Linked DNA regions of Mus musculus: regions 2 and 3 are each linked to region 1. A link is a loop called in an ENCODE intact Hi-C map of the cell type or tissue named here. Cell type or tissue: heart. All regions are shown on one strand.

Evidence for each region. Hi-C counts contacts between places; a loop is a spot of excess contacts. Peaks named below come from ENCODE experiments on the same cell type or tissue, not always from the same donor. Only the 100,000 strongest peaks of a DNase experiment are listed, where the experiment ranks them.
Region 2: a loop joins it to region 1, with 2.0 times the contacts of the local background. A loop is called at or near these places in 2 of 42 quality-filtered maps.
Region 3: it touches region 1 in a loop (1.9-fold over the local background); 3 of 42 quality-filtered maps call a loop at or near these places.

What each region holds. Positions count from the first base shown.
Region 1 is chr9:9,236,210-9,241,209 of GRCm38, reverse strand. Arhgap42 (Rho GTPase activating protein 42) reads left to right here and starts at 2,183. Exons shown (of 24, transcript NM_001372563.1): 1 at 2,183-2,584. The coding sequence starts at 2,431. Gm16833 (predicted gene, 16833) reads right to left here and starts at 4,922. Exons shown (of 4, transcript NR_045754.1): 1 at 4,759-4,922; 2 at 4,499-4,585. In heart, a CTCF peak has its summit at 2,711; DNase peaks (open chromatin) are centred at 2,149 and 2,669; H3K4me3 peaks cover 2,260 bases; H3K27ac peaks cover 1,107 bases; H3K27me3 peaks cover 167 bases.
Region 2 is chr9:9,163,264-9,168,263 of GRCm38, reverse strand. All of the region lies in intron 2 of Arhgap42 (Rho GTPase activating protein 42), which reads left to right. Among named protein-coding and RNA genes, the nearest start is that of Gm16833, 71 kb to the left of the region's middle. In heart, no CTCF peak of the experiment used is centred here; a DNase peak (open chromatin) is centred at 2,463.
Region 3 is chr9:9,081,068-9,086,067 of GRCm38, reverse strand. All of the region lies in intron 4 of Arhgap42 (Rho GTPase activating protein 42), which reads left to right. Among named protein-coding and RNA genes, the nearest start is that of Gm16833, 150 kb to the left of the region's middle. In heart, a CTCF peak has its summit at 2,365 (motif pointing left); no DNase peak of the experiment used is centred here.

The sequences.
Region 1 (5,000 bases):
ACCCAACCCGTTGCAACGAATATACTTGGTCATTTTCTGGATTTTCTTTCCTGAGAAGCGCTCAGGGTCATGCAGGATGCTCCAATATTTCTGCCTTCTCATATAAATCATGTTACCTGGGTCCCAGTGGTGTAGATAGTCAGCTTAAAACACGATTACCTCTATGCTTGAGGGAATGATAACCCAGGTATTAGAATCTAGACTACAGCTGCCTATAAGACTCCCGCAGAAACCTCACCAACAACTAAAAGCTGCTTATCAAAGCAATCCACAGAATTGGTTATAAGGCAGTTATGAGACAGAAGCCATTTTCTTGCTTTATAATGTTTCAAACTGGATCATAACATTTAGGTGCTTAGAACAGCAGCTACATAAAAAAGTTGTGAGTATACCATTTGTTAACCATTGCTGGTTTTCTGTCCTTCAGTTTGTGTGACAAATGGTTAAATCACAGTACTTGAAAGACAACTAGCTCACTATAGCCCCTTCATAGTTGATGAACAGTATTATTGCCTTCCCTTGTACTTCCAAATGAGGCATCTATGAAACTGACAGACAAGCTCCACACTCAGAAATTAAAATAGCTAAGATGAGGGCTGGCAAGACGGCTCAGCTGACAAAAGTGATTGCTGCTAGGCCAGAGAATCTGAGTTCAATCCCTGGTTTATCCCTTGTGGAAGGAACCAGTTACAGCCGAGTGTCCCTTGACTTCCACTGTTCAGATGTGTGTTCCCATCCCTAGAAATAAATATCACAAAAAGAAAATGTATAGAACTGTCATCACACATTTCTAAAGTGTGCAGACTCGTACTAAAAATATGGATGTAAGCTTTTAAAATGAGAATTTAAAAAAAGTCATCAAGCATACTGTTTACATGGTTTTGTCTGTTTTAAAGTTTACATGCTATTTTTGCTTTTTGTTTTGTTTTGTTGTTTTGTTTGTTTGGTTTTTCGAGACAGGGTTTTTCTGGGTAGCCCTGGCTGTCCTGGAACTCACTCTGTAGACCAGGCTGGCCTCGAACTCAGAAATCCACCTGCCTCTGCCTTCCGAGTGCTGGGATTAAAGGCATGCACCACCATTCCTGGCTGTTTACATGCTACTTTTAATGTTATTGTATGGCTGAAAAAAATTGCAGCTAAAGGTTCCTGAAATTTAATTGGGAAAAAATGTAAAGCACTTCAGTGGATTTTCCCATGATTTGTACAAGTTTCTTTTTTCCTTCCTTCCTTTCTTTTTTAAAAACAGATGGTTCAAATATACAAAGCAGTGGAAATGTAGAAATTAAAAACAGATCCTTAAGAAAAGTAACGGAGTTCTCAAAAAAGCTACAGGTGAGTGCAGGATGACATAAAATAGTAGGTTATTTTGTTGTCAGGGTTTCAACAGAACGCACATTTATTAGGTCAACCTCTGCTAATTGACTCTTTGCAGGAATTCATATATATATATTCATCTCAGAGACAGTGTTTCTCTGTGTAGTCCATGTTGGCCTTGAACTCTTGGCAATTCTCCTGCTTCAGCCAGTTGAATGCAGGTATTACCTACCACCACCACCAAAGGAATTAATGATTCCTTTGAAATGCTTGATCAGGTCAAGTCGATGAAAGTCTCTGAACTTGTAGGTCCACCCACCCAGGTGTCAATTAGAGACACTAAAACAGGGGTATATAACATGTGAAATGAGTTAATAAAATCAATTCCCCTTTCTTACAGACTGAGGGATAACACCCAACACACCTCACTGATGGGTCAATGCAGCGGGGTTGGGAGTCAGGCGGGACATCCTTTCTATTTTGGACTTATGGGCAGGACCCTGAAGTGAAACTTGAACCGGCTGGGAAGTGGTAGTTCCCGCAGGGGTTAACGTGGGAGTCAGACTGTTCCTGAGGGGGACGCTGGGGGTTGGAGATGGTTTGGGGCGCACAGGGCCTGGCGCTCTCAGTGGGCCCAGACGGGGACGGGTAGGAATCGGGTGAGGCTACAACACAGCAGTGCTGGGTGCGGGGAGCAAAGTGCGCACCGCAGGGACCGGGCGGGGACCGGGCGGGGACAGCGAGGGGCGGGGAGGGTGGAGGAGGGTCTGCCCGGGAGCTGCAGGCCGGCCCGCGTGCGCTCCGCACAGGGGGCGGGTTTCCCTACGGGCCCGAGTCGCCGTGAGGCGCCGCCAGCTAAGCGCGCGCCACTGTCCCCAGGGTCAGCGAGTGACGCTGTCAGAAGACTCCTCTGCGCTACAGCTTGTAGCCTCGCCACCCCCACGGTGCGAGCGAGCGACGATGCGAGCCGGTGACAGCGCCCGGAGCCTCCGCCCGGCCTCGGGGCAGCTGCACTGAGCCCGGCGCGCGGGGCCCAGTCCTCCGCTCTCCCCAGCGCTCCCCCGCGTTCGCAGTGTCCCCGCACCCGCCGCAGCTAGCGGCCGCCGCGCCTGGGCCATGGGGCTGCCCACTCTGGAGTTCAGCGATTCGTATTTGGACAGCCCGGATTTTAGGGAGCGATTGCAGTGTCACGAGATCGAGCTGGAGAGAACCAACAAGTTCATCAAAGAGCTGCTGAAGGATGGCTCTCTGCTCATCGGGGCGCTGAGAAGTGAGTGACGGGCCCCCAAGTGTGCAAGACCCCATGGGGTGCGGGACCCTGGTTGGGAAGCCCCAGACCGAACTTCTTTTGTTTGAATGGATTGGGGACAAAAGCTGAAGAGCTCCCCTGCTGGTGGCCAACAAAGTCTGTTCTTAGTGGTGCGGATTTACTTCCCAGGCAACACTGGGGAGGAAAAGTTTCCCCTACAGCCCTTGAGAGTCAACTTTTGAGACTTGTCAGTGAAAAGTTGGTAGAGACTTTCACTTTTGTTTGTTGTTGCTAAAGTTTCGGTGCCTGGTTGTTGTTGTTGTTGTTTTTGGTGGGGGGTTGGTTTTGTTGTTGTTGTTTTAAATTGTTTTGATTTTTCGTTTTAAGGTGGTGGAGAGAGCCACGCCAGTCAGGGCAACAGAGTGAGACCCTGTCTCATAAACAAAACAAACAAACCAAACAACAACAACAACAAATCAAAGCAAGCCAAACTCTCTGGGAAGAGTGGAAACAAGGGAGTCTGGAGAGTTAAAGTGAAGCTAGTGAATTTAATAATACTTTAGGAAAAGTAATTTCATACAACAATGACTCGTCATTGATTTGACCTTTTAAAAATACACGTCTGCAGTTTGGCCATTGGTAAGCTGTTTGGACCCAATAGGGTACCCGTGTATTTTAAAGCCCTTGTGAGTGTTCTGTTCGTATTAAATTTTGGCTTGCATCGTGTGGTGTGCAGTGTTGGTCATTGGTGAGAGCTCAGGTCTACATTCAGTCAGACCTGGTAGATGTCAGTATCTTTCCCACACTTCTCCCTTCAGGATATTCTTTACTCGTTTCTCCTTTAGAACTTCCCCTTCCATTATTACAACTCAAGCTTTCTCATACTGAGAACCAAGTGGATTACTTAGTACACGCTAAACGTTAACCATTGCCTTTCCCAGAATCCACTTGTGTCTTACATGGAAAATTGGGAAGGCTTCAGCTTCTGAAAAGAGAAGTGCTTCGGACTCTGGCCTCTTATGAGGGCGCTTACAGGATGGAGAGGCCTCTGGGTGATCTGGTAGTCCCCAGGACATGTTCAGGGTTGCTGTAATTGCACAGATGGAATGCCCATTGTCAATTAATTGGGATTTGAGACTACTATGATAATGATTATTTACTGTGGTTTGTGACAATGTGCAATGCTTCTTTGCAGTTCCTTGAGTTGTTACTAGGGAACCCTCCTCGCCAGGGATGCCTCCTCATAGAGGCTAAACCATTCCTGGTGTGTTATGCTAGGCAGGCTGACTACACTTGGGATCTCAGGTGCTCTGCATTTGGTGTTTCGCACGTTGGAAATACTTCCTGACACGTGTGTTTTTTCACTGGTGCTGTTGCACACTTCCCTGGGATTCTTCAGCTTAGCTTTATAAAGGCAATGTGTTTCTCAGCCCTGTTAGAGCTGTTCTGTCATGCACACCAGAGGAAGTGGTGAGTGTATCAAGACCTAGAGAATAACAGGAATGCCCAACCTTCTGATATTGTTATTTGAAGATCTACTGTTCTGCATCCACAGCTACCCTGAGACAAATGCAGCCTGTAGGCTGGCCCTGACTAGGCTGGACATATTGAGACCCTGCCTCATGAAACCAGCCGTATGCCCTTAAATGTATAAACCTGTTATCTTTCCAGAATGCTGTGTGATGACAGTGCATTCTTTTTTTTTTTTTTTTTTTTTTTTGGGTTTTTGAGACAGGGTTTCTCTGAGTAGCCCTGGCTGTCCTGGAACTCACTTTGTAGACCAGGCTGGCCTCGAACTCAGAAATCCGCCTGCCTCTGCCTCCCAAGTGCTGGGACTAAAGGCGTGCACCACCACGCCCGGCATGACAGTGCATTCTTGTAACTAACACGCACTTATTACTTCTTTCATTATGAAAGAAATGTTTTATTTCTTACCAAAGAATTCCCAGAACTTGTGAGTTGGCTCGGTGGGTAACCATGCATGCCATGCAAGCCTGACCACTTGAGTTCACACTCCGGAACCTGTGGTGGAAGGAGAGAAGAAATTCCCAAGACACTTCAGATGATCACAGGCAAGCCAACACACACACACACACACACACACACACACACACACACACACCCCCCAGTATCAGCTATCAAATGGGGAAGCAAACAGTCCTTGAGGTCACAGTAGAGTACTGCCTGTTGCTCACCAATACAGTCTTCCGTATGGAGGATCCTTCAGGCCAGGCCACTGCTGCTAGACACCCTCCCTCTTAAGCTGCTGGGATCCCACTACCTTGTTTGAAGGTTCTGAAGTTGTCTTAGTGCTTTCCCAGTCTCACTGAGGGAGCCCTGATCCTCCAGTTGCCCTTCTGACTTTTCCTCACCTTTCTGAGGGGGTTTTCAACTAGTTTAATTGTTAAGCCTATGGTCCATTTCAGCATTTTAACTA
Region 2 (5,000 bases), 73 kb after region 1:
CCTTTTTTTCTTGAGATGGGGTCTTCATATGCAGTTCTGGCTGGTGTTCAGTAGATAAGATTGTCCTCTAATCTGTAGAGAAGATTCACCCATTTTTGAAAGAGAAAAAACAATCTTATATTTTTGTGCAATGTATATGATCCCACCCATCCCACCCTGCCAATCTTCTATGTCCGGTACTTTGATATCAATCCATTAAGTAACAAAAGTTGGGGGATTGACAACACAGGGAGGCCAGAGTGTCTCCCTAGAATATCTCTGCTGGCTTCTACCCAGGATCATAAAGACATGATTCCTACTTCAATCAATCAGTTGTTTGCAGAGAAGATGATTTAGTGGTAACTGGGCTGGGGGGAGGGGGAGGGTGGTACCAGATGTGCTCTTTGTGACTACATTGGTAGAGTAACCAATGCTGTACAGTCCAGATGCTCAGAGTGAATTCTGGTTGTTTCCATTTGAAGCCTGAGAGAAGATTTTGTTCCAGGTATGCCCATAGAATAAAGAAGAGATGTGGATGCCGTGAAAATTTCCCATGACTGTAAAAAACAAAACAAAACAAAACACAAACAAAAAAAGTTGTAAAAAGCCAAAACTATCAAATTGAAAAGCTATGGAAGGCACAGTGTTTCAGGTGAAGTGCAGACAAAACTGCTTTGAGTATGCCAAAGCTGGAGAAGGTACTGGAGGCTGGGGACACCAGAATTTAGCAATAGAGGAGGTCATTTGATTTGGGTCTCAACACTCACATGAGATGCAGATGGGGCACAGATGTGAAGAAAAGAAATGTAGAATATCAGAATATTTAATACTTTCAAGGTCAAAACACTAAGGCTAGGAACTCCAGTGCCCTGTACTGATACATGCAACCAGGTGCTTATGTCGACCTCATGGAAACCACACATATTGCTTATAGTATGAAAGTTGGAATTTCTTTACCCGGAGTTGCTGAGCTGTAAAGTGGCAAAGTCAACGGAGCCTTGTAGGAAGATTTTTATGTGCTGATGTGATGCTTGGAATGGAGAATTGGTGCTTTGCATGCAGGGTAAATGCTCTACCACTGACCTTCAGCCTGGTCCCTACTGATGATCATGCTTCAGAGGTTAAAATGGGTTACAGTTCCAGATGCTGATGTGAGACTTTTTTTTGAGTACAGACAGAGACAGTTAGAGGAGAGAGATCAACATTTGCTGAACAGATGTGTAGAGGGAAGAGGTGAAGATAATTCTTCAGTTGGGTTGTTGAGGAATTGTAGCCACATTTATGTGATTATATGGCATGGGTCCATATGGGTGAAACATTAATTGTGAGCTAAGTCTTGATACAAATTGTTTGAGATTCAAAAAGAAAAAAATCTTGTTGGAAATTCCCAATCATCACTTTGACTTGATAAATTTCGGATAATACTTGGGAAGATGGGGTTGCTTCTGCAAAAGTGTGCAAGTGCCTACTTTTTAGTGAGCGAATTGGAGTTAAAAAGTATAACTGTGTATATCATCAATTTTATGACCGTGAAGGCTGTTAAGCTGATTTGCCTCAGTTTACCCATCTGACAGGTTTGTGTACTCATGGATGACTTCCTCCTGAGATATAGTTTGCAGTAGTTTTAAATCCCCTTAAATCCACCCTGTGTCGTTCTTGCTCCTCTTACATCCTTTGGAGAGTAGCTTGCTTCATGTTAGGATGTAGATCAAGGGGAAGGAACAGTAACTGTGCTTAGTGTAGACTGTTACCCAGACAGAACCTAGAGTTCCCTGAGAAGAGGGTGGGGTCTCAGTTGAAGGATTGCCCTGCTCAGGTTGATCTGTCTCTAGGAAATTTCTTGATCCATGTACAGAAGCTCAGTCCACAGTGGGTGGTCCCATTCCATGGACGGGTGGTCCTGGGTTGTAGAAGGAAAGCTAGCAGTTCATGAGCCTTTTAGAACCAACAAGCGGCCTTCCTCTGTAGTTTCTGCTTCAGTTTTCTGCTTTAGTCTTAACTTCCTTCAGTAATGAACTGTAATGTGTAAACTGGAATTAACCATTTTCTTCCACTAATTTGTGTTTTCTTGGAATGTTTTATCACAGCAATAGAGAGGAAAGGAGGCACGGTGTGAGGAAGGGAAGGTGGTTGTGTAAAGAGGGGGAGGGGAGAAACGAGGAAGCAACATTTGTGGTGCAATGAGAGGCTCAGAGCAGGAGTTGTCAGCTCCAGAGAGGAAGAACCAGAAATGGAAGAGTGGATAGTACTGATCAGAACTCCCTGATGTCTCTGTGTGGAACAGGACGCCAGGGCATCTGGCGAGAATGAGGGAAATTTTGGGTTGGGTTCTCGAGAAGGAACATTCTTTTGAGATAGCCACTGTGGGAAATAAGATCTGGAGTAAACTAGGGTTGAATAGCAGGATTCCTGGAAACACAAACCAAAGGGGTTAGATAGCTTGAACTTTTAGTGTCCTTGTGGATCACAGCCAGGAGGTTACAGCTGATGGGAGGTTGTGGAACAGTGAAGCTGGCCAAGGAAGAGGAAGGGAAGGGGGTTGCCGGAAGACTCTGAGGGGCAGGAATGCCATTGCAGAATGGGAAGGAATGCATGGTGGGAAGTTAGTTCTGATGGCAGCAAGCCTAGCAGGGTGTGTGCTAGATTTAAGTGGGTGATTGTCATCAACAAGTTCCTGAGGGGTTGGTCCATCCTTCCCCCTTGGTGGCTAGTCACCCTCGGTGAGCAATGGCCCCAGGAGTGTCGCCTTTAAAGATGACAATTCTCTCCTGTAACTTGGTAGAGTAACAGGCTGGCACTGTTGTCCCCGCAGCCTTGCAGTCATGGTTGGCTGGAAGAGTGTGGAATTGATCAAGTTAAATACTTACTTTGTCACTCATTCGTTGTTCTGGGGCTGCGGGGCAAGCTGTCCCACTTCAAGCCGTCCGTTCTTCCTCCCGTATGAAATGAAGGTAACTTCATATCACTTGTGGACATTACATTAGGCAGTTGGTGTAGCACAAGAAACAAGGCAATATGTTCCATTAAGTTCTTGAGTTTTGTTAGCATCTTACTGTGTTTGGAAAGAAAACAGAGTCTATGACTTGTGGGCTTGATATGCACAACCCTTGGCAAGATCCCAACTGAAGGATTTTTGCAGATTTTATAGAAACTCACAGAACGTGTATGATGGTGCCCGGGAAAACTCAGCTGAAGCTCAGGTTAATTCTGTGGCATTGAAATGTTGCTCTTTTCATATTCCTACACATTCACTGTGAAAATTTGCTCTTCTGTATAAATCACATGTAACAGACATGAACAAAAGTCCAGCACATACACACCCATATAACTGAACTCTCCAACACACTTCCTTTGTTGGGCATTTTCTCTTTTCTAAGTTTTATTTGTTTTATTTTATATGTTTGTTTTGCACACACACATGTGCACCAGCAGAGTGCAGTGCTTGTGACCGAAAGAGGGCCCTATAGTCCTTGGACCCAGAGTTACAGGAGGTTGTGAGCTGCCACATGGTCCCTGGGAACAAAATTCAGGTCTTCAGCAAGAACAGCAAATGCTCTTATATACTGAGTCATCTTTCCAGCCCCTGCTTGGTACTTTAAAAGTAGGTATTATCAAAGCGTTTACTAAAGAAAAAAGCATTGAATATGTAACAGAGTTTTTCTTGAGAAAGGAATATTTCCTCAATTTTTATAAGTAATACTGATAATAAGGAGCAATAACAGCAAACTCCTCCCCCTTTCTGTCTGTCTCTCTTTCTCTTTCTGTCTGTCTGTCTTTCTCTTTCTCTCTCAGAGATTGTCTCATGTGTCCCAGGCTGGCCTAAAATTCCCTATGTAGCTGAAAATGACTCTTCTGACACTTGTGCTTTCACCTCCCAAGTGCTGCTGAGATTCCAGGTATTCACCACCAGGCTGCCTTTATGCTGTGGTGGGCTAAGGTGGTTGGGGGGATGGCATTCAGGGCTTATGCTCACTAGAAAGGACTGTCCTATCTCAGCTACCTGCCCAGTCCATTTAGAGGTCAAGTTTCTGTTTGTTTTTTTTTTTTTTTTTACTGTGGAGCTCAGATGTTAATGGTCGTGAGTGTCCATTTGGACTAGAAAAGATTGGAGGATGAAAGATTTGATCATGAGTTACAGATCTCAGTCCAGATGTATAGGCAAGGTAATTATGCACACTGGTAGACCTGCTTAGTGATGTAGGTGCTTGCAAACCTCAGGGATACCAGAACCCAGGTGTTAAGGAATCCAGTTGGGAATTTAGAAAGACACTGGTCCATAGGCTGTGACTCCTGCAAGATACCTGAGAAGTATAGTGAGGGCAAAACACCATCAAGGGAAGCATGGGAATAATCAGTGGACTCCACGAGAGGACCCTTGATGAATCCTGCTTGGCGTCTGGGTTGTGATCTGAGGACAGCTGGGACCAAATGAGGCTTGTGTGATCATAACAGACAAGTCCCAAGGTGGAAACCAGGGCAAAGCAGGCCATTCCTGGCTGTGTGGGGGACCAGATCAGCTTGATGCACATTCAGTTTTACCATCCTGCTTATCTGTAGGTTGTGAATTTATTTTACTTAATACTTAATTAGAAAATTGTGTCATAATCTTAAACTATTTAAAATATTTTTCATTTGTGTGTGTGTGTGTGTGTGTGAGAGAGAGAGAGAGAGAGAGAGAGACAGACAGACAGACAGACAGACAGACCTTGGTTTCCAAGGGGCTGTTAAGTCTTAGAAGAAAAAAAATGTCTGTGTGTTAATGTGTATTTATGTGGACTTGCCAGCATTTGTCAGTGGACCATTCATACTCCTGCCCCGACCTCCTCTCCAGCCCCCTCACCCTCATTATTCTCGGAAGCCATTTAATGGCTTTGGAATTAGGTCTCTCTGGAACTTGTTTTGACACAGTGTTTCTCTTTGTAGCTCTGGCTGTTTTCACCCACTTTGTAGATTGGGCTGGTTTTGAAGTCACAGAGATCTGCCTGCCTCTGCCTCCTATGTGCTGGGATTAAAGGCTTGCA
Region 3 (5,000 bases), 160 kb after region 1:
TAGGTGTGCTGTCAGGCAGCTAGTGTATGCTCTCTCTCTAGTTTCTTTTTGGTGGCAATCAGAGCTATGACTTTTCCTCTTAGGACTGCCTTCATTGTGTCCCATAAGTTTGGGTATGTTGTGGCTTCATTTTCATTAAACTCTAAGCAGTCTTTAATGTCTTTCTTTATTTCTTCCTTGACCAAGATATCATAGAATGTTGTTCAGCTTCCATGTGAATGTTGACTTTCTATTCTTGATGTTGTTATTTAAAATTAACCTTAGCCCATGGTGATCTGATAGAATGCATGGGATAATTTCAATATTTTTGTATCTGTTGAGGCCTGTTTTGTGACCAATTATATGTTCAGTTTTGGAGAATGTATCATGAGGCGCTGAGAAGAAGATATATCCTTTTGTTTTACGACAAAATGTTCTATAGATATCTGTTAAATCCATTTGTTTCATAACTTCTGTTAGTTTCAATGAGTCTCTGTTTAGTTTTTGTTTCTAGGATCTGTCCACTCATGAGAGTGGGGTGTTGAAGTCTCTCACTGTTATTGTGTGAGGTGCAATATGTGCTTTGAGCTTTACTATAGTTTCTTTAATGAATGTGGATGCCCATGTATTTGGAGCATACATATTCAGAATTGAGAGTTCATCTTGGAAGATTTTACCTTTGATGAGTATGAAGTGCCCCTCCTTGTCTTTTTTGATAACTATGGTTTAGAAGTCGATTTTATTTGATATTAAAATTGCCACTCCAGCTTGTTTCTTCAGACCATTTGCTTGGAAAATTGCTTTCCAGCCTTTCATTCTGAGGTAGTGTCTGTCCATGTCCATGAGGTAGGTTTTCTGTATGCAGTAAAATGTTGGGTCCTGTTCATGTAGCCAGTCCATTTGTCTATGTCTTTTTATTGGGGAATTGAGTCCATTAACATCAAGAGATATTAAGGAATAGTAATTGTTGCTTCCTGTTATTTTTGTTTTTAGAGTTGGAATTCTGTTCTTGCAGCTATCTTCTTTTATGTTTGTTGAAGGATTACTTTCTTATTTTTTTCTGGGGCATAGTTTCCCTCCTTGTGTTGATGTTTTCCTTTTATTATCCTTTGAAGGGCTGGATTCATGGAAAGATATTTTGTGCATTTTGTTTTGTCATGGAATACTTTGGTTTCTCCATCTATGACAATTGAGAGTTTTGCTAGCTATTTTAGCCTGGGCTGGCATTTGTTTTCTCTTAGGGTCCATCCAGGATCTTCTGTCTTTCATAGTCTCTGGTGAAAAGTCTGGTGTAATTCTAATAGGTCTACCTTTATATGGTTGTTGACCTTTTTCCCTTATTGCTTTTAATATTTTATCTTTATTTAGTGTACTTGTTGTTTTTATTATTATGTGTCGGGAGGAATTTCTTTTCTGGTCCAGTCTATTTGTAGTTCTGTAGGTTTCTTGTATGTTCATTGTCATCTCTTTATTAAGGTTAGGGAAGTTTTCTTCTATAATTTTGTGGAAGATATTTACTGGCCCTTTAAGTTGAAAGTCCTCATGCTCATCTATACCTACTATCCTTTGTTTTGGTCTTCTAATTGTGTCCTGGTTTTCCTGGATGTTTTGAGTTAGGATCTTTTTTGCATTTTGCATTTTTTTTTTGATTGTTGTTTCCATGTTCTCTATGGAATCTTCTGCACCTGAGATTCTCTCTTCCATCTCTTGTATTCTGTTGTTGATGCTCGCATCTATGGTTCCTGATTTCTTTCCTAGGATTTCTATCTCCAGAGTTGTCTCCCTTTGCGTATTCTTATTGTTTCTACTTTTATTTTTAGATCTTGGATGGTTTTGTTCAATTCCATCACCTGTTTGTTTGTGTTTTCCTTTAATTTTTAAAGGAATTTTTATATTTCCTCTTTAAGGACTTCTACCTGTTTTGCAGTGTTTTCCTGGGATTCTTTAAGGGATTTTTTGTGCTTCCTCTTTAAGGACCTCTACCTGTTTAGCAGTATTCTCCTGTATTTCTTTAAGTGAGTTATTAATGCCTTAAAATCCTCTACCAGCATCATGAGATATGGTTTTAAACCCGAATCTTGCTTTTTGGGTGTGTTGGGGTATCCAGGACTTGCTGTGCTGGGAGTACTGGGTTTTGATGATGCTGAGTGCTCTTGGTTTCTCTTAGTAAGATTCTTACATTTCCCTCTTGCCATTTGGAAATCTCTGCTGTTAGATGTTTTAGCTGTCTCTGGCTCGAGCTTGTTCCTTCTGTGATTCTGTTAGCCTCTGTCAGCACTCCTGGGAGTTCAACTCTCTCCTGAGTCCCATTGATCAGAGCACTCTTTGCAGGCAAGCTCTTCTCTTGGAAGGACAGTGCACAGAGGTTTGGAGTTTAGCTCCACCTCCTGGCTGAAGGTGAAGGCAGGAAGAGACTGTCCAAGAAGTTCTGTGGCTTCTGCAGCCCATGTGCTCTCCTGCTTGGACTGGTCTCTGAGAGGCATGGGATGCAAAATGGATTATCACCTGAGTCCCGGGGTCAGAGTCCTCCCTGGAGGCTGTCTTCTGGCAGGGAAGTTGCCCAGAGGTCTGAGTCTCAGCTCCTCCTCCTGGCTGAAGATGAAGGCCCGAAGGGACCTTGTTCAAGAAGCTCTGCTGCTTCTGTAGCTTGCACACTCTCCTGTACAGACTGATCTTTGAGAGACCCAGGATACAAGATGGTGCTCTCACCTGAGTCCCAGGGTCAGAGCCTTCCCTGGAGGCCGATTTTCCTCTGGTGGGGATGGGGCCCAGAGGTCTGGGTCTCAGCTCTGCCTCCTGGCTGAAGAAGATGTAGACCAGAAGGGACCCTATATAAGAAGCTGTGTTGCTTCTGTGGCCCACGTGCTCTCCTAAGGGGACTGGTCTCCGAGAGACCTGGGATATAAGATGGTGCTCTCACCTGAGTCTGGTGAGAGCCCTCCCTGGAGGCTGATTATCCTCTGGTGGGGAAGGTGCTCAGAGGTCTGGGTCTCAGCTCTGCCTCCTGGCTGAGTCCTGGAGTCAGAGCCCTCCCTGGAGGCTGACTCTCCTCTGGAGGAAAAGGTGAGCAGACATCTGGGCAAGAGTGCTATCTGCTGCTGCTCACCAAGGTACAGGGGCTTTCTAAGGAGTGAATGAGAAGTGTTGTATTTTCTGAGCCCCTGGATACTTCCTCCTGCTACAGTGGCTACTTTGGTCATGAACCCTTGTGCTGGCTATCCTTCCTGTTTCACATTCACTTTCCTTCCATTTTATTGCCTAAGATCTACATCAAAATCCCTCACACTTACAAGCATGCACACACACACACACACACACAGGACATTCACATACAAACATGTGCTCACCACACATATACACATGCACACACATGTGAACCTGCAGGCACAAACATGTACATGTACACACATACACATATACATATACAAACACTCACACACACACACACACACACACATACACACACAAAGCTTTAGCAGGAACTTTGCCCCCAATCTCTGATTCTAGGAGATTTTATGTAAAACAGCTTTAAAATTAATACAATATAAAATTTGACTTCTGCCTGCTAGTGCCTGTCCCTCAGGACTAGAGGAGAATACCTTCCTGAGTTCCAATCACAAATAGTTCCTATCTCAAGCATACTATTTAACTTTTGTCACACTACTATATTGCACCAGGTTTATCTATTTCAGTGATCTGCAAACAAAGGGAAAATTTAATGCTTAGGGTAGAAAAGAAGTTTGGGTAACTTTAATAGGGGCATCTCAGAATTCAGTTGCCCAGAGTTATTTTCAAAATGTCCTGTTTGGAATATAGAGTTACAAAACGGTAATTTTATTTATAACATTGTGTCAGAGCCCATCATATCATAGCCCATTCATATTGCCCTCCTCCTGATGCTTGGCTCACAAAGGCCAAGCAGAGATGAGAGACCAACCCTCCTACCTGCTCTGGAGCCCTCTCTGCCAGAAGGCCTCAAACTTCAGAACTCCTTGCACCATGGCTTTCCCTCCTCTGATCCCTTTCCTCCCTCCATCTCCTTTTGTTGCTCTTCTTTCCCCTCCCCATTGTGCCCTCTCTCATTCTTCCTCTGACCTGCCTTTACCCTACATTTTTCTGGAAGAAAGAAGAGCTTCTGTGGTTTATTTGCTGCAGTGTGTGTGTGTGTGTGTGTGTGTGTGTGTGTGTGTGTGTGTGCAAATAGCCCGGGTTGTCTGTTGATTACCCACAGTGCTTCTACTGACACCTGACCTTGCTCTGGTTACTATGATAGTATCAGCTCACAAAGTAAAATTTTGGCAAGCTTACCTTTTAGCGTAGGCAAATTGTTTCTCTCCAATTTTACGAAAGATTTGTTCCCCTCTTAATCTTTTAGTCATGGTCACCTCAGAGTATAGGTATCAGATATAAAATAACATGGTAAAGAGGTCGAAGTTAATGAGAAGAGAGCACACTGGGTACAATGCTTGCTGTGTAAGTGTCAGTATTGGAGTTTAGGTTTGTAAAAAACATCCAAACACCAGGTGGGCACAAGAACCCACAGTAATTCCAATGCCGGAAATACAGAGAGTGGGGGTCAAGCTGACTAGCAAGAGTAAATATACTTATGAGCTTGGCGCTAAAGAGAAAGACCCTGCTTTGATGAACAAAAGTCACTTGAAGTCTATCTCTGGCCTCCATGCACATACATGATATGTATACATATTTATGCATAAGATACAGGCAGAGAAGTGGGGGAAAGGCTAAAGTTAATGATTTATAAAAGGTGTACTGATGAACAAGATGTCAGCTTGTTCTTTAAAAATCACTTAGAGCTTGTTTCTGAGGGCAGGTCTGTCTGGGATGCTTATGACAACCCTTCCCTCTAAAATGGAATGTGCCCATTCAGTTCCAGAAGAAGGAGAAGACCAGAGTCTTCTATATTAGCATTCACATTTCTTCATATTTATTTATTCACTTATTTACTTTGTGTATGTTTGTGATGCATGTATGCTACAAGTGTGTAGGCTATCAGAGAACAA